Regions from separate parts of the Mus musculus genome. Here region 2 is linked to region 1. The links are chromatin loops, found by intact Hi-C in ENCODE. Cell type or tissue: left cerebral cortex. All regions are shown on one strand. Each heading gives the region's core, and the rest is flanking DNA. Links, peaks and the distances in the headings are about the cores only. Region 1 overlaps Dock2 (dedicator of cyto-kinesis 2). Region 2 holds the start of Insyn2b (inhibitory synaptic factor family member 2B).

What was found. A loop is a pair of places that touch in the nucleus more often than their neighbours do. Peaks named below come from ENCODE experiments on the same cell type or tissue, not always from the same donor. Only the 100,000 strongest peaks of a DNase experiment are listed, where the experiment ranks them.
Region 2: it touches region 1 in a loop (4-fold over the local background); 3 of 42 quality-filtered maps call a loop at or near these places.

Annotation. Positions count from the first base shown.
Region 1 is chr11:34,230,499-34,241,389 of GRCm38, forward strand. Dock2 (dedicator of cyto-kinesis 2) reads right to left here. Exons shown (of 52, transcript NM_033374.3): 45 at 9,031-9,207; 46 at 7,652-7,735; 47 at 2,271-2,408; 48 at 1,073-1,200; 49 at 158-326. Among named protein-coding and RNA genes, the nearest start is that of Foxi1, 28 kb to the left of the region's middle. In left cerebral cortex, for the core only: a CTCF peak has its summit at 6,056 (motif pointing right); DNase peaks (open chromatin) are centred at 6,097, 6,569 and 7,179.
Region 2 is chr11:34,309,063-34,319,953 of GRCm38, forward strand. It overlaps Dock2 (dedicator of cyto-kinesis 2), which reads right to left. Exons shown (of 52, transcript NM_033374.3): 28 at 3,397-3,495; 29 at 1,288-1,382. It overlaps Insyn2b (inhibitory synaptic factor family member 2B), which reads left to right and starts at 5,760. Exons shown (of 4, transcript NM_001025382.2): 1 at 5,760-5,883. In left cerebral cortex, for the core only: a CTCF peak has its summit at 5,689 (motif pointing right); DNase peaks (open chromatin) are centred at 5,679, 6,082, 7,218 and 7,459; H3K4me3 peaks cover 694 bases.

The DNA of each region.
Region 1 (10,891 bases), core at 4,040-8,039:
GGAGTATGAGCGTACCCAGGACCTCATATTGGGAAGCTTCCTTCCTTTAAGACCCACTGTAGTGTGGGAGCAAGGCTCCAGTCCACCCACTCAGGAGACCTGGGCTGCCTGGCATAATGTTCTGAAGAGCTGGGGAGAGCCTGGCACCTCTGCTCACCCGCTTCAGGTCTGACTCCGTTGCTGCCTTCTCGTCTGCAAACACCACGCTGCTCCTCTTGGTCCTTTTCTTGGACCGCCGCAGCTTGACCTCTGGCAGAGTGCTCCCTGGGGAGATGGGCTCCTCCTCCACTTTGGGAGTCTTGGGTGGGGCTGACTCTAGGTCAAAACTGGAGGGCAGGGGAGGAGCAGTGGAGATTGTAGTTAGATCCTGATAGGGACACAGAAGACCTTCATGCCAACTGAGCTATCACGGCACTGCTGGGGCCTGATCAGTTATCTTGATAACAAATTGAGTTGTTTGTCCACAGACATTCAAAATGAAGATTACAATGATCAGATGACTAAAATCAAAAGACATGGCAAGGAGGTGAAACTGGTTAGAGTGTAGACCTGGGTTCAAATCCAGGCACTGCTGCATTTTAGCTAAATGACCCTGATCAGTCTCTCGACTTCCCTGAGCTACCACTTGCCCAGTAAGAGGGGAACAGTGGTCCTGGTGCCTGAGCGGTGGGCACACGGTATATAGGTATATGATGAATTTGGTAGGGGAAGATGGTGGTGGTGTGGGAGGGACATGTTACTATGGGAGCGATGTGTGAAGCACTGAACCCCTATTAGAGGAATAACCATTTACAATGCAGGCCGGGAGAGGGATGATGGCTGCATCAATGGGCAAGAAGTCCAGCGGCAGTGGCAGTAGTAGGTTGGGAGGGGATGCGGGTGGGTGGTGGCTGCAGTTAGGTCTGGGTTCTTGGGAAAGCCATCAGCCTGTTTCTGCTGTCCAGGATGCTTTAAAAATGGTACCAGTCAAGGCAACATGCTGCATGAATCCAAGATTTTCCTGAGGTCCCTGCTGGGGAAAGGCTTTAAAGTGAATGGGAAGGAAGCCTGGTAGCTCCAGGAAAAGACTTACCTTTCTGCGGGGACTTTGCTGGGAGTGCTGCAGTCAGAATGCATGGAGGCCAGAGAGATGACGGACATCTGCCTGTAGGAACGCAGCATGGACCTGGGGCGGCCCACTCTCCTGTCTTCGAAGTCAGGCTGCAGGTAGAAGAACAGTGGTGAGCATCCAGGGGAGCAGGGCTTTGCAACCTGAGCCCCCATCTTCTGTGGACAGAGAGCATCAGTGCAAAGCTCCCGGTCAGCAAGACCACAGGGCTGCAGGATAGACACCAGCAGCCTCAATCCCGGGGGAAAGATCACTAGTCCTTAAGTTTCCCCATAGAGACAGCATCTCTATTATTCAGTGGCCTCATGAGCCATCTTTATGCTAATGAGAGGGCTTGAATAGGGCTGGCCTGTGCCAGAGAGACCAACCCTATCATTACAGGGATGAGACTTTGAGTCACATATTATCAACACAACCTCCAGAGAGGAGACAAGGAACAGAGATGAATCTCCAGCCCGGGGCTAATGATTCACTCAATCATGGCTGAGTAGTGAAAGCTTTGGAAAGATTCTCCACACTTAAGCTCTAGTGAGCTCCCTGGTAGGTAATCGCATGCCAATAAGCCAGAGGATGATGTGTCCTGACAACATGGAAGTGTCCTATTTGGGATCATCTACTGCCTTGCCCTCTGTGCCCTTCACCTAGCTGCTCTGGATTGGCATCTTCATCTGAAAGCTTCTGTACAGAAGTTCCTCAGAGGATGAGCCTGCTGTTAAGTTGAAAGAGTAATCTGAAGACGCATGAAATCTACCCGGACTGCCAAGCACCCTGGCTGGCAACATGGACTGCCAAGCACCCTGGCTAGCAACACCATACCATATACTGCTGCACACTGGCTGCTCACCCCACAGGCAGCCTTTTTCACCATGGCTGCGAGTTTCGTGTAGGTAAAAGTGTTGCTATCTGCCTATATCAATCACTTGATATATATCAACTGTATTTATAGAAGGCCAAGCACATATTAGGTGCTTCACTAATGTAGCCTTTACAATTGTACAGTCCCTTGGGTAAGTGGTAGGTCCATAGGTCCAATTCTAACTGATTTGCCTTTAGGAGTGATTTTGAGGGACTAGGCATACAGGAAGGTTCCCCCCATTGCCAGCCCCTTTAAGCTCTTATTCCCACAATCCTCCCTGTTTGCAGTCACAGGGACCACTCATACCATCTCTCGGACACCATACTCCTTTTCCACCTTCATTTTCAGGTTCTTGAAGCACTCCTCCATCCGGTCATGGAAGGGGCGCAGGTTGTCTGACACCCTTTTCTCGTGGATCTTAATCCCAGCTCCCAGGAAAGGGATCTGAAGAGAGAGGTGGCAAGCCATGGGACTCAGCTTCGGGGCTATCTCAGGAGCTCAAGTTGACTTAACTCTTCCTGGAAAGCCTTCAGGTGCTCAGCGACCCACACGGTCCCTGGGACAGCTGTAGCCTTAGAATTTATCGTCAAGGGAAACAATGACCCCACTGCTCTAGTTTCCCTGGAATTGAGAGTGTCCCGGGCATTAGAAACCACAGACATGGGGAAATCTGAGTCCTCAAAAAACCCTGCAAAGTGTCAAGAGTTCAGAGAACAGAAAGGCGGACTCTCCAGGGCTCTGCCTCACAGTCTTGTTTAAGAAGTATTCAGGAGTATAAAAGTGAAATTATGAAGATAAGAAGCCATGGCAAGAGGGAAGATCGAGACAGGAAGCGAGGCCACAGCCCGTCTTACACCATGGGGCCCAATTATACTTTCCATGGCTGCTAAGGGTATGCTGGTATCCGAAAGTTCTTTTATTAGTAGAGAGTTTCTAGAAAGTGCTGCCACATCCCAGGAAGACATGAGATGCGGGAAGAATGGAAAAGAGAGGCACAGTTTGTCTTATCCACAAAAGAGGTCAGAGCACAGAACCTCAGAGACCTAGAAGGGGAGGGACAGAGCTCACAGTTACAATGAAAGTTTGAGAAACTCAATTGCATGGCCCTCTGGTAAAATAACTAAGTCAGCCAGGGTAGGGGATAGAATCCTTTTAGAGAAACAAACATCTCCACCATTTCTGTCTCCTTCTCTTAGCTTTCTTGAGAGAAGAGAGGTGCAGGGAGACACACACTGCAGTGAGATGTGCGCTCGGCTGTGAATATGGCCAGCGCATGGGCAGGAGGAAGGTAGCCAGAGGCTGGAACTGACCTCCAAGAGCAGAGGAGGGAGGTGGTGGTTAGAAGAGGCCATCCTGCCTCTAGGAATGAAGGAGGCACTGGGGGTAGAGGCAAGGCTGTCCCAGGAAAGCTGAGAGCCAGTTCCTTGCCCGAGGTGCCCGTTGCTTCAACTTGCACCTAGGTATAATGCGCTTCTACTTTCTCAAAAAGCAGGGACTTGTCCTATAAAACAATTAGATCCTGAAACCGGGGACTCAGGGGTACCATACCCAAGGGCAGGAGGAGGAGCAGCTGTCACCAGACTGAAAAAAAAAAAGGATGATAAAAAGTGGCTTATGGGTAGGGAGATGTCCACTGCATGATGCCCAGATAGCCCAATGTAGTAACCAAACTCATCTTCCCGTTAAACACTTGGAAGAATCTGCTTGCAGAGAATGTAAGTGTCCTATGTAGGTGTGTAGGTTCAAACACGTGGGTCATTCAGTTGCCAGGCAATGATGCCACCTTGCTGACAAAGCCTTCTCTCTTGCGTGCTGATTTCCAATTAGCTTCACTAGAAATTAGGAGGAATCTGCAGGGGTCACCAGGCACTGGAGGAAACTCACCCAGAGGGGACAGGATCAAAATTAACAGGCAGGATCGAGAACATGGGAACAAAGGGGCAGATGAATGTGGAGGAAACCTATAGAAAGCTTAAGGTGTTAGGTTAAAAACAGTACCAAAGGAGTCTTCCATAAAGATAATATGGTAGGATTTAAAATGGAAAGCGTGTATAGATTTAGTGCTACACTTTAGGTAAGGAAGAAAATTGGTCAGCTTAGCATCAATCTCAAGGTATTAAGGGGGAGGAAGGGGTGACAGTAGATGCTCAGTGACACATGAGCAGGCCAACCAGACTAAGAGAAGCCATCAAAGACCTATGGGTGTTAAACTACTGATCAGCTAGACTTTAACATCCACAGAGCATTCCATCAGAGCATTGGAATACACATTTTCCTTTCTGAGCATGCCACTCCTTTGCGATAGACGTTTCGCTAAACCCCATGGGCTTCAGCACATTGTACTTCTGTTTTCATTGGGTTCAAGGGATTGTCTTCATATCGTCAATGATCCATCATTCATTTAAAAGTGCATTATTCAGTATCCATCTATGCATATAACTTCTGAGGCTTATCACGCTACGTATTTTGGTGTTTATCCCACTGTGATCAGAAAGGATAACATAATATGGTTGTGATATTTTTAAAGTTAACTTTTGTCATATGTGAGTGTGAATGCATGTGTTTAAGTGAGAATGGAGAAGGATTTAGATTCTTTCAGGTCTGCTGGCAGGCAGGGAAGCTGCTATGGGCACTTAGGAAAACTATTTCTTATATCCAGCATGATGGAACACAAATGAACCAGCAATTCTACTACTACATGTACCTCGAGGGAATGGAATGTATACCCACACTTACCTACAGGAGGATGGGTCAATAAGTGGAGATACTATGTGTATGCTCTATACTTTCAAGGCAAAATGTAGAGAAAGTCAAATCTTTGATATGTGCTATAACCTAGTAAAATTCAAGGATATATAAAAGAAGCTGGATACATAATAGGATATAGTGTATATTTTATTTAATGATGTTGATAAATGAACCTTTGCTGACAGAAATTTAGCAATAGATACTAAAGCTACATTTTCTCTGTGTTAAGACGAAGGATTTCCAGGTTTGAACACACCCAAAAAAAGATACAGGCAAGAGCCCCAACTAAGTTGAAACTAAACTAATGAGCATAAAACTTAATACATTGGGTATCATTGCATGATCAATCTGTATAGACTTCTAGACGGCATGGAAAAATGATAGCAAGGTTCAACAAAATGAGCAAACTTCACAAGCCTAGCTGACACAGGGATCTGTCCATCACTAGCCTAGCCGACACGGAGATCTGTCCATGGTGGTTCCAATTATATGTAGGTCAGCAGGAATCCAGGGCAAACTATGATGCCTACGAAGGCATGCTTGGGAGTGGAGCTCTTGTAAAATGCTAGGAAATAATTCCTATAATAGCAGGAAAGTGGTCAGCTTAGCTGAGGGCTGGTAATGACTACAGGGATACATAGGCGGCCCGAGGAGCACCAGAAATAGCCTGTCACGTCTAGGTGTGTGTGGTGGTGATGGAGTCATGTCTGCAGATGCTTGGTACTAAGCCAAAGAACCATATTTCTGTGGGCACTTTCCTATATGTAATGTTTCACAACAGAAAGCTTGAGAGAATACTATACCGTAGACATCGTCCCATGCAATCAAATCTTTAAAGAACCTCTAGAAAGGTCCCAGTCTTGAAACCTACAGATTCTGGTACAAATGGCATATTGGAAACTTCAGCTTTCTCTGATTTGGTAAAAGTTCCCATTTCCCTTTAAAGTCTATGGTTGTTGAGTCTTTAGAAAAATCCCGTGAGTGTAGCTTTGCAAAACAAAACAAAGAGTTTAGCTCTAATGGTCAGGGTCAGGTTTGCCCATCTGTATTGCTGTGTTACCTGGCACAGTGCCTGGGACACAGTGTGGGCTCACTAAACAAGGGCTTTGAGAGTGGATGGAAGAGAAACATACAAGCTGATCTGCTGAGTGTAATGACAAGAATGCCACACTACCTACACAGCAGGACTGCACTATCTGAACGACCGTGGTGCCATATTTAGAGATCCTGGCTAGAGTAGAAGACGGGCATGGTTCAGGGCACTTTCCTCTGGGATGAAATGGCCTCTGTAACCTGTGGCCTTGGGAGCCATAGGCCATGCTATAGAAGAGGTAGACACTAGGGGGCGCTGCCCAAATGTGCTCACAGCCTAAGAGGCAGTGGCATCTAATGCAAGCTGCTTTCAGTGGAGCCCTTGACACTTGGGGAGAATGTTCTTAGAAGTGGTAGCCTGAGACAACTGCTCTGCAAGGCTAAGCCCTATACTCAGAAGGCAGTGGATTCTGCACAGGGAACTAATCAGTTGAGAATAGGATCCTCACAGCTTCCAGTCAGCAGCATAAAGTCAATGTGTAAGACCTGGGTGCCCCAGATGTATCCAGGGAACTGACCCATTCAGCCCGCCTTCTTGCTTCTCTGATTGGCCAGCAAGGGAAGTGCCATTATTTGAGTATTAAAAGGATACAGATGGTCCCAGAAAGATGGAAACACTTGAGGAATATTTAAGTTTCATGGGTGGCACAGAGTGGGAAGCAGAGAGAAAATTCCAGACACACCTAATGCATTCAGGGAGAGCGTGTCTGCAGTGCTCGCTCAGCGTTTCGTTTTTAAAGTCCCACTTTGCATAAATTGGCAGAGGCAGGGAAGGACCTGAATTAGGAATACTTATTTTAAGAAAAGAGTCGGCACCCAACACTTCTCAGTCCCTGATTTCCCTGGAGTAACCAAACTCCCTACCAAGGAAACTGCGCCTCTCTTTGCATGGTGACTGGCAAGGAGTGGGGAGCAGGGATGGGCAGCCTGCAACTCCTGGCCCCAGGTTTCTGCTCACTCCTTACCATCTTACCCCTCCTAGGTCCAATGGTGTGCCATCTGCAAAGAGCCCAGCCCAGCACATGTCTGCGGAGACTGTCAAAGGGCTAAAAGCAGGAAGGATCTGGCTCTTTGAAAGTTCCTAAGGGAGGGATCCAGCAGATTGTTTCTTCTTTGGAAGGGGGGGGGGGGACAAAAGAGAAAGGGAGAGCAAAGAAAAGGCAGAGAGAGGGGAGGAAGAAATGAGGGTGTAGGAGGCAGAGAGAGGCAAATGACAGGAGAGAAGCAAAGAGCTTCTAAGAGTGGCAGACAGATGCACAGAAGGAGGTGGGGAAGAAAGGTGGGCAAGAAGAAGACAGCAAGATGGGATACAGAGGCAGATAAATAACAGCTCCCGGGGCTGGAATCTGGCCGAGCTAGGCAGATGTGGACCCTTTGACCGTGAGCCAGCCCAACAAAGACCTCAATTATCTGCAGAACCTGATATCCATCTGCACACTATCTGCAACAAACTGGGTCAGCCTCACATAGAAGGAGGTGGAGGCAGAGGGGGCAAACCTTCTATTGTCTGATTGGTGCAAGCTGGTGGTGGCTGTGTGAGTGTGTGTGTGTGTGGGGGGGGTGTTTTTCATTTGAACCCCCACTGTGAAAAGCTACTGCCTGAATTTAACATCAAAGAAAGCAATCTCAACCACCTTTAACACTGCATCTATTGCTGCCAGCACTAGGCATCACTCAGGGGTAAGGTGCCCTGAATATGTGTCCTCGTAAGCCAGCTCAGGTGTCACCCAGCATCAGAAGAGGATGGAGGTAAGGAGCAGAAGGTCATGTGGAGTCAGCCCAGGCCAGGTGAGCAGAGGGAAGGGAGAGGGCCTGGATGGATGTTCCCATGCCCAGTGAGGCCTTACCTGCCATGCAATCAGGTCCTTGAGATGGCTCAGCTTGTCCTGGTCCTCCGGGTGCTCCCTGCTATACTCTTCAGTGAAGAAGGCCTGGGATGGGGGTGGGACACAGGTGGGGACTTAGGATATTTTATCAGGTAGGACACATGGTCTCTGGCATTGAGAGAAAACTTGATGTGAGAGAAACTTCAAGGACTCGGGCATTGCGGTGGACCTTGCCGTAGCTGATGTTGTTACAATTTTTTTACTGGAGGCTGCAGAGATATCAGCACTCACTGGAAAGAGCCTGCAGACTCCAAGGAAGTTCTGGTACCATGGGGTGCCAGGACCGGCAGCAGCTCCCGTGGAAACTGTTCTGAACTGGGAACTTGACATACATTCTCTAGTCCCATCTGGGTTTTACTGAACCAGAATTCAGGAGGCTTGAGTCGGATGGAGGTTTAGAACAGGGATACCTGTGTTAGGGAGCTTGAGAAGGATACTGAGGTGCAGGGGATCACTGCTGGAGGAAGAGAGCTGCCGGAGGAACTTCTCCTGGTGCTTGTTCAAGCCTGCCTCCCAGTCTCCCTCAGGGCTCCTCCACTTCTCCCTTCCCCTCTCTTCACAATCCCCCATCTGTATCATATGACCACTCTGAAGGCTACGCCAAGGGTGACCACAGATGTGTGAGGGTAGCCACAACGATGGGCAATGGTTATCACTAACTCTGAACTGGTGCACACTGGGCTGTTCTTGCCGTTGCACCAAATGACAAAGCACAGAGAATGCACAGTGAGGTTCTGTAGAAAGAGTTGTTCATTCCTCATTCAGGCTCTGGGAGTTGGAAGTTAGCTCAGGACTTTTTATTCTAAGTCATGCTAGTCCTTATTGGCATACTGCCATTACAATAGGGGCTCCCACTATGACTCAAATAGCTGGTGTTATTTCCCTTTGGCCACCTACACCAGGAGGGTCAAATATATAATCTTGGGCCCAAATATGTGGGGCTTCCTAAAGGGACCCTGTGACTTTCATCAATCAATCTAGATAGATTGTGCCTAGACCTAGGGAGTTGGGCTCCCAGATTTTCACATGTTTAGATTCTGAGTTTTTTGTTCTTTCTCTGAATCTGTGTCTGTTATTTCAAAACCTCTGTAGAAGAGATGGGTTTACCAGATGTCATGGCTTATGGTTTGTAGTCATCTCTCAGCTGTTTCTTGACAGAGATTCTTGGAGGTACCAAAGGAATGGAGACCCTTGGCAAATTGCTTCTTCTTCTTCTAAGTGTGGAGTCAGGGTGGGAAGGAAACTGGAACTCGGGTTGAAACCTGATGTCCAACAACGCTAATTGTCCATCTGGGATCAAGCGAGGATGGACATGGGGGATAAGCTCCAAGGTCCCTTACCTTCTCATACTTGGCGAAGCCTCCCATGACAGCAGGGTCCACGATCCCATTGAGGAGCATGGAGAGAGGGTTGATGGGGAGGCTTTCATCACTCTGGTACTGGTTTATCATCATCAGGATCTTCTCGTTGACTGTGGACATAGTCTCGATGGCATTCTCCAGAGGACTAATTGTGGTCTGTTGAAAACAAGATTGGCAGAAGAGCCTTAGCAGGTGGCCTGAGAGACCGACTGAATCAGAATCATTGGTATTGATTTCACTAGGGTAGGAACTCAAAGGTAGCCCCTGCTCCCCAGGCTGCAGCAGGATCTGAGGGTAATGAGTCAGCTCTGGGCTGTCTGCTGGCCAAGGACAGGCTGGCTGGCCAGCTTTCTACTTAGAGGAAAAGGATTTCTCTGGGGAAATATAGGCAGGAAGTGGCCAGCTCTGCTAGAACTTCAGAGGCTGAATATGCCCAGGAAGGTTTCTCTCCCAGTTAATGGCGTAAAACACACATCAAACCAACTCATCACATACTGATTGGAAGCTATTGTGCATGCTACTGGCAAGAGAAATCAAGAGAGCTTGCTCTAGGAGCACCCAGCTCAGCACACAACAGGCCCTGAGACCACAAGTTCAAGGGAAGATGAAATGGCAGAGAACTCTTCCCCCATACATCTTAGAAATCAATTAATGGCATTAATGACAACAGACAAACATCGAAGTTTGCAGAAGCTTATGGTCCAGAGTCAAAACTAAACTAGAGACCAGCAAACATCTCTGCAATGGGGCCAGAGAGTAAATATTTTAGATTGGCAGGCCAGATGGGCTCAGCTGCACCAACCCCACTCTGTTACTGTCAGGCAGAAACAGCAGCCAAGAAAACTGAACAGGAAAGTGTGGTTGTCCCAAACAGTCTTCACAAGAGCAGAAGCAGGCAGAAAGGCAGACCATAGACCCCAGTTTGCTGACCACAACCTGGTACAATGAGCAGAGTGTGCTAAGTCTCAGCTCTGTGGTTGTCTACCCATGTAATACAGGGCCAAGTGTCCTAACCCTTGTGAGCCCCAGTTGACTTGCTGGTAAGACTGGAATAAGAAAGCCTACCTCAGAAACCTACTGGGAAGGGTTGTCATTAATGCGCATGAATGTTAGGATAGAAAGTAGCAGTTATTCTGAAATGGGAAGATCACCAGTGGGAAAGGATAGGAGGGAAGAGACAAGAAATCAGAGAAACTTGCATGGAGGAAGGGAGCTAAATTTATCATGTCTATCATGATGGTGATGTTGTGCCTGCCTCATTGGCAATGTTGTGAAGATTAATTCAGACAATACAATATCTGACACTGCACAGTTCTTGAGAAATGCCTCCACTACTTGTACCTACCACATGTATGAGAGGAGCAGTCAGACTCTGTAGCCACACTCTGAAGTTATTTCTATAATTATTGATCTAATACAGCTTCCCCAACTGTTTCTCTGAGTGTTGCTTTCAGTGATTATGGTGGTCTGAATGAGAATGGCCCCCAGAGGCTCCTACATTTGAATACTCAGTCCTCATTTGGTGGAACTGTTTGGGAAGGATTAGGGGGTGTGGCCTTGGAGGAGTCATGCTTTCAGAAGTCCATATCATTCCCAGCCAGATCTTTCTCTCTGCCTCCAACTTGAGGGTCAGGATGTAAACTCTTAGCTACACCATGCCTGCTTGCTTCTATGTTCCCACTATAATGGTCACAAGGGCCTAACCTTCTGAAGCCATGAACCCCAATAAATACTTTCCTTATAAGTTGCTTTGGTCATGGTGTCTTTTCACAGCAATAGAAAAGTAACTAAGACAGAGATGGAAGCCTATGCAGTGAGAAGGTCTGGGAGCAGATTTCCT
Region 2 (10,891 bases), core at 3,784-7,783, 78 kb after region 1:
TGTTGCTGGGAAGAGCTCCCTCTTTCTACAATAAGCAAAACTGTATAGACAGATGCCTTCTTTTTCCTTGACCAATTCCTCCTCCCCTCCTGCAGTCCTAAAGTCAGTCCAAGAGTACGGTAGCCAGGTGTCTATCACACAGTGGGCACTTAGGCATCCAGGGACTGGAAGAACAGTTTTCCAGAGATCAGCAGGTATTGCAATTAGATCTTAGCATGCAAGAGACAGATCTCAGACCTTATGCAATGACAAAATCATTAATATGTAAATGCGCATAGTCTCTCATCCAGTCTTTTCACTCAAGAATATTCTGGGTTTTCTTCTCTGTCACTCTCTGGGGACATCTCTGTCTTTGTCACTCAATACTTGGCCTGTGTAATGAAGAACAGAGGTGGTAGATACAGGGAGATAAAACTAGAAACCCCTTTGAGATGAAGGGCTTTGTATGGTACAGGCCTGAAATAAATGTAAGTAGCCGTAGGAAAGGGGAAGAGAAAGAAGGGAGGGGCTGAGAAGGCCTTACTCAAGAGAGGACATGGGTGGGACATAAGAATGGGATCCTGAGACAGAACAAGGGAGCTACAGCGTGCAAAAGACAGTGTGTGTGTGGGGGGGGGGGGGAGTAGAGGAAGGGATTATTAGAATGGCTGAGTCATGAGATTTGTGTGTACCTTGCCAAGATGGTATTAGAGACACAATCGTGAAGGTTGGAATCATTTCTAATTATTTATCTCAGGTTGTGATTGCTCATGTGGGGTCTGGATTATCTTTGGGTTACATTGATATTCTGTGAGACATGGTTAGGGATTATATAAATAAACAAAAAATGTTTAAGTTACACCCTACAATGTCCCAAAGGCAGATTCATCTGTAAAATGCGCCCCCTATTCTTCAGTGTAGAAGATCATAATTGCATATTGAAAGCACCCCACCCCAAGTCCTGTAATGTGGAAGCCTTTAAAATTTTTAACCCAGTGCTTTAGACACTTACCTAATATATGACCCAGAAAACATTTTATTATGAACAACATAGTTGTATAAAACTTCCCTAAACTCTCCTATCACAGAGTATCACATTTTGACAGCAACTTGAAAACCAGAGAAGGTTTGTGGCTATTTAGAGTGGCTTCAGAATTGGTGAATTCTTTCTTCCTTGTGTTTGTGCACAGAAAGGAAGGGCCTATTAAAATTTTAATGTCTTTTCTCCCTTCTATGGCTGCTAGTGTTCTTTAAAATAAACGGTGAGCACACGACAAGGCGGTGTTCTGGAAGTGCTGGGCACCTTACCGGTTCTGGACCATGCTCATGGCCATCCAGTCCCCAGGATACACATTCTTCCCAATGAGGTCCTTGAACATGATGAATGTCTCCATCAAGAAGTCCTATAAAAGTGCCAAACACACCTGTCACCTCACTTCACAGGGACTGACTTTGAGTGTCTAGATATTGGTGGTGGTGACTGAATATTCATTTTCTTTTAGAGGGTTAGGTTTGGGAAGGGGCCTAGGTTTTTGCCAAGGAATTCAAAGTCATCACAACCAGTTAGAAATGGAAATTTATAAGTCCGCTACTAAGATTCTGCCTCACAGGTACAAGCGGAATATGAACAATGACTGAAAATGTTCTCTGCAACTATAGCACTATTGGTTCTGTCATTAAGAATAAAGAAGTAAATGTATTTGCTGATGATTTCGTAATCATCTTCCCAGATACGTATTTGAGAGGTAAATAATCCACATTATATGGTACAGTCTCGGGTCATTGAACAAATACACTATTATTTAAATGAACATATAATTAGCAATGTATAGGCACAGCTAATCCAAGTGTCACATGTGTGTGTCAAGTCATAAAGACAGGCGGTAACAAGGGTCTTCCTCTTTTTAAAGAGGCTCAAAGTGAATTGAAACATTCTCCAGCAAATCTTGCAGTAGGCTAGCCTTCATCCTTATCTCTAGGGAAAATAAGTTCAGTACAGATCCAGACAGCCAAGTCAAGAACCACTGGTACCAAGAGCATCTTGAGCTGCAGGTAGTGAAGTCGAATCCCCTAGGTGATTTAGCTAAAGCTTCGAATGCAGAGTGAACCCACCCATCCGCAGTTCTTTCCCTAAGCCGCGCTTGTCATGTTCACTGCAGCCTCTGCTCAGAGAAAATCTCACCTAAAACCCAATGTATGAAACAGATAAAGACAGATTAACTTCGTTTGGGGTGTGTGTTTGTATATGTATATGAGTGTGCCTGTTTGTGTGTGAGTGTGCTGTGAGTGTGTACGGTTGTGTGTGAGTGTATGTGCAATTGTGTGTGAGTGTGTGCAAGGTGTGTGTGAGTGTGCGTGGTATAGTGTATATGTGTGATGTATGTGTGGTGTGTACTTGTGTGTGCACATACATATGTGCTTGTGTGAGTGTGCTGAGTGTGTGTGTGCTGTGAGCATGTGTGCAATTGTGTGTGTGAGTGTGTGTGGAATGGTGTATGTTTGGTGTGTTGTGGTGTGTGTGTGTATGTGTGTGCATGCGTGAATGGCATGGTATGTATGTGTATATATATATATATGGTGTGTTTGTGTATGTGTGGTGTGATATGTGATGTGTGTATATGGTAGGGTAGTGAGGGGGCTATGCAGAATATTATTTCAAAAACACTGCTTTTAAACTAAATTGTGAAAGTCTGGAAATGGTATTGGCTTATTTCTAGCAAATTTTTTCTTCTAGGAAAAAAAAAATCACCTTTGTGGTATAAAGTCCAAGCTTCCACATCAGAACGGGGTAATGTCAACCCACAGGTTAGCACAAGGTATCAAGCACATGCTATGTACTAGACTCTTGGCACAAAGCCAAGCTTGTGGCTTCTCCCTGGCGATGGTGGTGGGCTTAGCAGACGAGTCCTGAGTGGTGAGTTGAGCTCAGGAACCAGCTCTCTCTGTACACTGGCTACAGCATAGTGACAGCTGCATTTCCTGAGTGCTTTTACTGTTACACTTCGGATTCAAAGCCCGTGACACAGATAGTGTCATCCCTAGCTCCCAGATTGGAAAAACAAAACACCTGAGGCTTGAGAGAAGTTAGCTTGCCTGTGGTCACACAGTGACTTAGCTAGGATTCCAATCTAAAATATTATGACTCGGACACTCAGACTCTTGAGCTCCAGAGAACTCATGATTCATCGACAAATGTCTGTTTGCTAATGGGAATCTAGATGTGGGAGCCATAGCACACAGCTGTAATGGGCTGGAGATACGTTCTAGAAATGGAATCAGATTCGTATATCATATCTGCAACACACACGCTTGAGATCTGTAGGGGGCCTTCTTGCCCCAAACTCTTGAGAAGAGGAGCTTGGTATGCCACGCCTTTCTTGCCTCCTCCCAACCCCCTGCCATGTCCTGCAGACTTACCACAAGGTCTGAGCTGGTCTGGAAGGTCTCAATGTAAAATGAATAGTGTTGGTCGCCCATCTGGTCTAAGATAGCTGTCATACACGCCACAAAGTGACTCTACAAAACATAATGAAAAATACAAAGGCACTGAAATTTGTCCTTTCTGTCTCCTTGACATCAAACTTGAAAATATACAGCCCCCCCACCCCCCGCACTCATAAAGGACCACCCAGCAGCAAAGCATCTCCTCTTGCTGGCATGTAAAACAACTCCCTAAGAGGAAATGTCCTTACCGCTAATTCATTTTAAAACATTCATTAAACACCCATTACGTGCCTGTAGCTGTGCTAGGAGCTCCAGATACAAAACTAAGAGCAGAACCCCCTTGTCCCCCTCTTCACCCCACCTCTGTGCTGTTTGTACCTCGGAAACAGCACTCTATGGATGTTGGGAGACTCAGCCTATGTTAGCCAAGATTCTCAGGGGCAGTCAGTTTCATTTTCCTGGTAAATAATTTTGTCTGCATGAATCCCCATAGTCTTATCTGTGCCCTTATCCACTCCCAGAGGAATTCCTGGAAAGACCAACAGCTCCAACAGCACTGTTAAGTGCATGGCAAGTCTCTGCAGAGAGATCATTACTGGATCACCATGAATCAATCAGCCATGAGCGAACCTAACACCTACCAGGATTGGCATTATTTACGGATAAAGAAGATAAAGGAGATGCGGAGAGACAACCTTTGCTCTTCGTGAGTTTATTATTTAGTCGGGAAAGCGTGATTAATGTCCATGAGGAAAGGAGTCAGACAAGAGGGAAATCAAGGTAGAGATGTGAGGAGGAGGTGGGTCCTGAAGAAACCCTGAAAGTGGAGAAGCATGAGTTATAGCCTCATATGGACCAAAGGCATCACTCAGTCTCTCCTGTGTTCTCCCTCCCAGGGTGTTAAGTGTCTGTGCTGGGGCATGCTGGCATATAGAAACAGCACTTGAGGGGATATATTCTGGAAGCTGGTAAAGAAACACTGGTCACTAATCAAGCAGGGCTGAGATAATATTCTCAACTGTTTCCTGTAAGATCCTAGAGGGATGACCATCTTGGCCAGAGGAGGTCTCACTGTGAACCAGGCCAGGCCAGATTTTTTTTGAAGGTTGCCTGGTTACTGGTGGGATACAAGGAGTGTCCAGGGACTCCCACTGCTGAAGATAGGCTTGGAAATTTCATTTGAAATTTTATTTGAAATTTTATTTGAAAAATAAAGGTGTGTGATACCTGAGTGTGTGTCTCTGTGTCTGTCTATCTGTCTCTGTTCTTGTCTCTCTGTCTCTGTCTCTGTCTCTGTCTCTCTCTGTGTGTGTGTGTGTGTGTGTGTGTGTGTGTGTGTGTGTGTGTGTATCTGACAGTCTGTGGCCTTTGTTTAAAAAAGTCTCCTGTTGTTAAAAATATTGAATATGCATGCATGTAACCTGTATATCAGCCAGCCTGTAGGTCTGCTCGAGTGATGGACAGTGCTTATGGCCCCTAGGAAGTACCCTCTGCATTCTTTGGTAGGTCTCTTAGGTTGCTTAATGTGTTCCATGCACTCATTTGCCAAAGTAGCTAACATAGGTACAGGCTCTCGTTTGCTTCCTGGTGTTTTTCAATTAGGACGTTAGGGGTGTCATGCCTTCTCAGTCAGCAGGGCCAGCTATAGAACGGAATGAGGCAAAGATGTAGGGTCCTCACTTAAAAGTATTATGGATCATTTTGGAACAGCTGAGTGGCCTTTTAAAAGAAGGAACTCGATGACTAAGCAGGTCACCTGCACAGAAGCTGGTGACCGCTAAACCCACCCCATGTTTAGAAAACATGGATATCTGGCCCAAAGCACCAAGCTTAGACTTTCAGGGGGCTCTAGCCACTTTGAGTGTAGGAATCCAAAGCCTTGGGGATCCCACCTGCTTGTTATTTCCTGGCGAGACCTCCAGGGTGGGTAGTAGTGAGTTTGTGAAATTACTCAACTCTTTCAAACCAGGCTGAAGCAGCTGCATCCTGGCTAACTTAACAAGGTCGCACTGAAATTAAGAGATGGATTTCATACCTCTGGGTAGCCTAAATGTAGGGAAGGGAGATTCTAGAGTTTGAAGAGCTAGAGGTAGGTGTGTGTGGTGTGTGTGTGTGTGTGTGTGTGTGTGTGTGTGTGTGTGTGTGTGTGTGTGTGTTTACCTGGGCTTCCTCAGTTCCTGCTCCCTCCGTCTCCTCTCTTCTCTCCCTTCCTTAAAGAATTCATCCTGTGGCCACTAGAGGGCTTTTCTTTTCACATGGTAGCTGCTGTGCAGTTTGTTCGGCTTTTTATTTATTCCTACGTGAGCAGACCCACTACACTTCTTGCATATAAACAGTGAAAATTACAATATAAAGGGCTTATTTTTTCCTTCGTTTGGAGTTATCTTGCTTCTGGTCAAAGGCTGGCTCGTTGTACAAGGAAGGGGCGGCATCTTCTGCAGGTAATTCCACTGCTTGGAGGTAAGAGATATGGGAAGGTTTGATTTTTTTTTGTTTTTTTTCTTTTTTCTTTTTTTTTTTAAATCGATGATCTTGTAGGAAAAAAATGCTGTTGTCTCTTGGACAGCAGTCTACTTTAAATCTTTGGTTTAAATGAGTGCTGAGACTGTGAGCTTGTGTGGGTGTGTGTGGTGAAAATCCACCATTGTCAGAACTGCAGGCTGCCCCAAACGCCTCGATCCGCAAGGCTTGTTATTCCCAGTGGCTTGATTTGAATTGGAAGAGGAGGAAATGCAAAGAGCGAACCTCAGAGGAGCTCAAGTTGCTGGAATTACCTCGAACGGGCTGCATTCTCTTAGGGTTTGTTTAAGGAAACTTCTCTGCCTTTTTTTTCTTTCTATCTTTAAATAATGAAAAAAGAGAGAGGGGTTTTCCATTCTTCATTGGAGAGTTTGACCATTTTATGAAATAAACCATTATTGTTTTATTAGGAATCAGTCAGTGTGTTAGAGTTCACAGATCAATCAAAGTCACTTTACCAGCTTGTTAATTTCTTTGTCCAGATCAGCATGTAGAAAAGCCCGGTTGGGTGCCTTTCACTAGGATTTGCATGCACTGTCATGGAAGTTTAGACAAGTCACTTGCATTTGCCTGTTAATCAAAAATTGACTGCTTTATCTTGAACCGGAAGCATCCTGATTTTTCTACCACAGCCTAGCTCACTTTGGTATCGATCCTTAGGTGATCACACAGATGTGACTAACAGACTCCCTGAAGTAGAACGAGCCACAGGCAGTAGGTTCATTAAAGGCTCTGTCATTTGAATTGAATAGCCATTCACGATTTCTCATGCAATGAAGGAGTAATGGAATCACTTAGTGCTTCTCTGACGGCTAGCCCCTTTCAAGATTGTCTTCAAAATGGCAAGTGTGTCTTGGCCCTCTCCCATTTTCACAAGTTTGAGACCAGACTTTCATACCTGCCGTATCTAAAATGCTTAGAGAAATTGGGGAAGGATGGTTGGGGTGACAATCAGACTATTTGCCCTGGCAGCCAACATAGCCCTAAGGTCGACTGCTGCTCCAACTTTATATCATTAAAAGTTCAAACTCCCATCCCCTCCAATGACCTAGAAAAGCCTTAATGTTGCATGGGGTTCTCGGGGAGTTGGGGGATTCCCTGCAATCTGAGCCAATTAGAACCCTCTTCTTTTTATTCCTGGCAGAAATTCTATAATCGACATATATTTACTACCACGGCATGAGGCAGCCACTCATCCATACCAAAGCAGCATGCCAGGTGCCCGGATAGGAAATTGCTTCTTAAAACAGAGTACCAGAGGGACTTGCATATTAAATTCCAGAGAGAAATTGAATCTGAGTCTCTGGCGCAAAGCAGGCAGAGTCACCTCGCTCTAATCGGGTGGTTTAAAATGTGGCTAATGAATCACAGCATGAAGAGACACAGTTTGAAACTAGGTCAAACGTGTAAAAATAAGTGCAATCATTGCAGGCACTTGGCTGATGAGGGGCTACTTAATGCTGGAGTGGAGGGGTATATTTGCCGCATAGGACCTTCTTCGGCTATCTGAGACAATCAAGTCCTTTAATTAATCCGGCTCATCACTACACTCAGAGGTCTCGCACATCTGGGAGAGAACTGAAGCTTTGAGGAAAAGGACAACCAGTCAGGCTCTCTTTACTATGTGCTGGTAAGGAAACAAGAGGAAACCGATAGTGTGTGAGCAACATAGCAGACGACTTCAGTTTTGGTAGGAACTCTCCCCAAATCATTACCCTGGCTCCTTTGTATTAAAAGTCTCTTCCATATCATATTATTATTGGAAATACTAATAGTTCTGCATACAACATTCAGTTTAACCATTCCTACTTAGCAACCTTTAATTCAAACACACATATGTAGGTACACACACTCACATACACACTCTAGAGCACACACACACACACACACACACACACACACACACAGAGTTGAGACTCTTGTGGTGCTAGAGTAAACTGTGGCAAAGAAGGCAAAGCAATCATTTGCTCTGCTTTGGAGAACAAAATCAAGGAGGGGGGCTTGGCTGCTGGGAGGCACCCCGCTCACCTGGGATTGGTGGGAGAGGTGAGAACACAGAAGGAAGGAAGTCAGCTCCAGGAGCTTGCTACCTAAATGCCAACATTACTATGAGATAGCAGCTGGTGACGCGTTGCTATGGTAACTTCAGATAATGCGCACGACCAAAATAAAATACAATATAGAAAGCACCAAGGAGAGAAGATGAAGGAAACTTTGCGTGCGGAGGGATGCTCACGGGGAGATGAAAAGTTCTGTGAACAGGCTACACTTTGGAGACTGAGAGTGGCCAAATGCTGCTCCCAGGCTGTTCCTCTGCTCACCCCCATGTCTGCTGTGTGCTTATGTAACCAATTTTATTCTTGGATTAAACTAGTGCTGTCTGTATGGTGGATCCAGGACTGATTGGAGGTGGGAGGTTGTGGTGTCAGGAAAAGCAAAGGCTCTGAAATCCATTCATCTCAGAGCTTCGTCAGGCCTCTGGGAGTTGTAATGTGGAAAAGTCTTTAGGGCTGCTGAGGTATCCAGTGTGTTCTCTTATAGCAATGCCAAGTCTGGCTACAGTGCTGGGCACCAGGGGGGGGGGGGCAGCAGGGTGGCTCAGTCTGTGTTCCAAGAAGCTCATATCTAATGCTTACTTGATACATAGCCACAAGCAGGGGAAGTGAGAAGTGTCTTGAAGCCAGGTAACCAGATTTCCAATCTTAGCCATGTGCCTGTGACCTTGAGCAGGAGGATCTTGTGTAGCTTGCTTGCCTAATGTGTCAAAGAAGATTAAAAAAAAAAAAACCCAAAACCTCTTTATTTTATATGGAGAATAAAAGATTGAATTAATTTATATAAAAAAGCTTGAACGTATAGAGCCTTCATTAAGTACCAGTTATTATTAATTATCATCATCATCTTCATGCTATTGGCTGTATTCCACAAAACTAAGCAGATTAACCAGGTAAAATTCCCAGCACAGAGGAAATGGTAACTGTCTACCAGTGACTGTCAGTGAACCAATTTAACTGCTTCCCACTGCAGCTTGGCCGCAGTGACGCTACGGCCTTCAACTCTCAGTGGCCTTTTGGTTATTGAGTGTCAAGTTCAGCCGCTCAGTGAGTTTGTACCTCTGTGAGCAAAACACGCTGGGGGATTTCTTTTACTTGAAGACAGTTGCTGGAAGGTAGGAAAAGTGACTTTGGTGTTCAAATTGTTCAAAAGCACACGCTACTACTGCCTTTATGGAGAGCGGAATCCCTCAGCTGCCTGGCTTTGGGAGGTGCCTGTCTTTGTGTGTCCTGAAAATCCTTAGCTTCCCAGAGGTCCTGCTGTGTGGTAGATGAAGCCAATTCCATTCCTTCTTAGGAAAATGAACACACATCTAGAAGGTGTATGTGATCTGTTCCATGTCAAAAACAGAAGAGCATCATGAGCAAGCAGAGAGGTGCCAACTGGATGCTGTACCTCTGTGTGAATCCTAACACTGCTCGCCTATTCATGGTAACTCCAGGAGGGCTAGGACCGTGCGCCCTGCCAGACACTGTGGCTATCAGTGACAGCTCAACTATCTGGATAAACCAGGGCTAGACTTGCAGGCAGTGCCTCCTTAGGGAACAGTCCTCACTGCAAGGCCAGTAAGGTGGCCTGAGAAGGCTGCTTAGGGTCAAGGCTAGAAAAAAGAGCCTGTATTCCTCACACACTTTCGCTTGTAACAAACGCCTCTGACCATAGCTGGAGCTTGGGACTGCCTGTGAGATCACTTTAAATCTTCCAAAGAGAACAGTAGAGTGTTTTGTAGTAAGGGAAAGTGTGTGTGTGTGTGTGTGTGTGTGTGTGTGTGTGTGTGTGTGTGTGTTTGGAGGGGTGTGTGTGTGTGTGTGGAATGGTAGATCCCATTCATTCATTCATTCACTCATTCATTCATTCATTCATTCATGTATGTCTTCATCATCTCCCTGAGACGTCTCAGCTTACACATGAGCTAAGCTGTGTACCCATTTTATAGATGCAAAACATGAGAGAGAGGAAGCCAAATAGTTTGACTAGTCAGACATTTAGTTTTGGTGTTGTAGGAAATAAAAGCAGGGTCTTTTAGGTCCCCAAACCTGTATTTTCATGGACCTGTATTTTTATACCACACCTCTGTATCAGCTCTACTCAGCAGAGAACCCTGTCACTTTATTTGCTGCTGTATTGCTAGGATCTAGAATTAAACCTGAATATTGCATAAGTTTAATAAATATTAATGGAGATTGAACTTAATACTGCATTCTCTATCTCTAAAAAAATGTTATGGGGACCCTTCTCCATAAACTGAAAATTTAGTTGGGTATTATACCTTTGATTTAGCAGAGGCCAGAAACATAAGTATTTTTGTTCTATTTCTCACATTCTGACAAGTTCCAGTGAGTTAACCCCTTTACCTGTTCCTTGATTCAATAAGTACTTCTTGAACATCCAGTGTGTGAGTACCCACTGTGTGAGCACCTACTGTGTGCTGGGCATGGTTCCAGGAGCTGAGGCTATAGATGTGACAATTATTAAAGGCATTTTTTAAGAAGCTCTCATTACAGATAAGTGGGGCTAGAAACAGGAAGGCACATCTGTAACAAGTCAGTACGTAAGAACAATTACAGACAGTAGTTTGCTCTACTGAGGAAATAGGAGAAGGCAATAGACAGAGACAGGACTTAAGGCACTTATTTTGGACTGAGTAGACAGTGGTGGATTCTGGGAGCTCACATCTGTGTGATGAGGGTGGCTATGTAAGAACCTGAATCAGCATCGTGGGCCAAGTGAGGGACAGAATTAAAGACCTTGGAGGTGGGGGGTAGGCTGAGAGCACCAGAGATGGAGAAGAAGGCATTATGGCCAGCAGCTATGAACAAGGAAGGGTAAAGTACAAGGTGAGGTCAGGAAGGCAGGCAAGAACCAGCTCCCAAGGGTGCATGGGGGTCAGGGG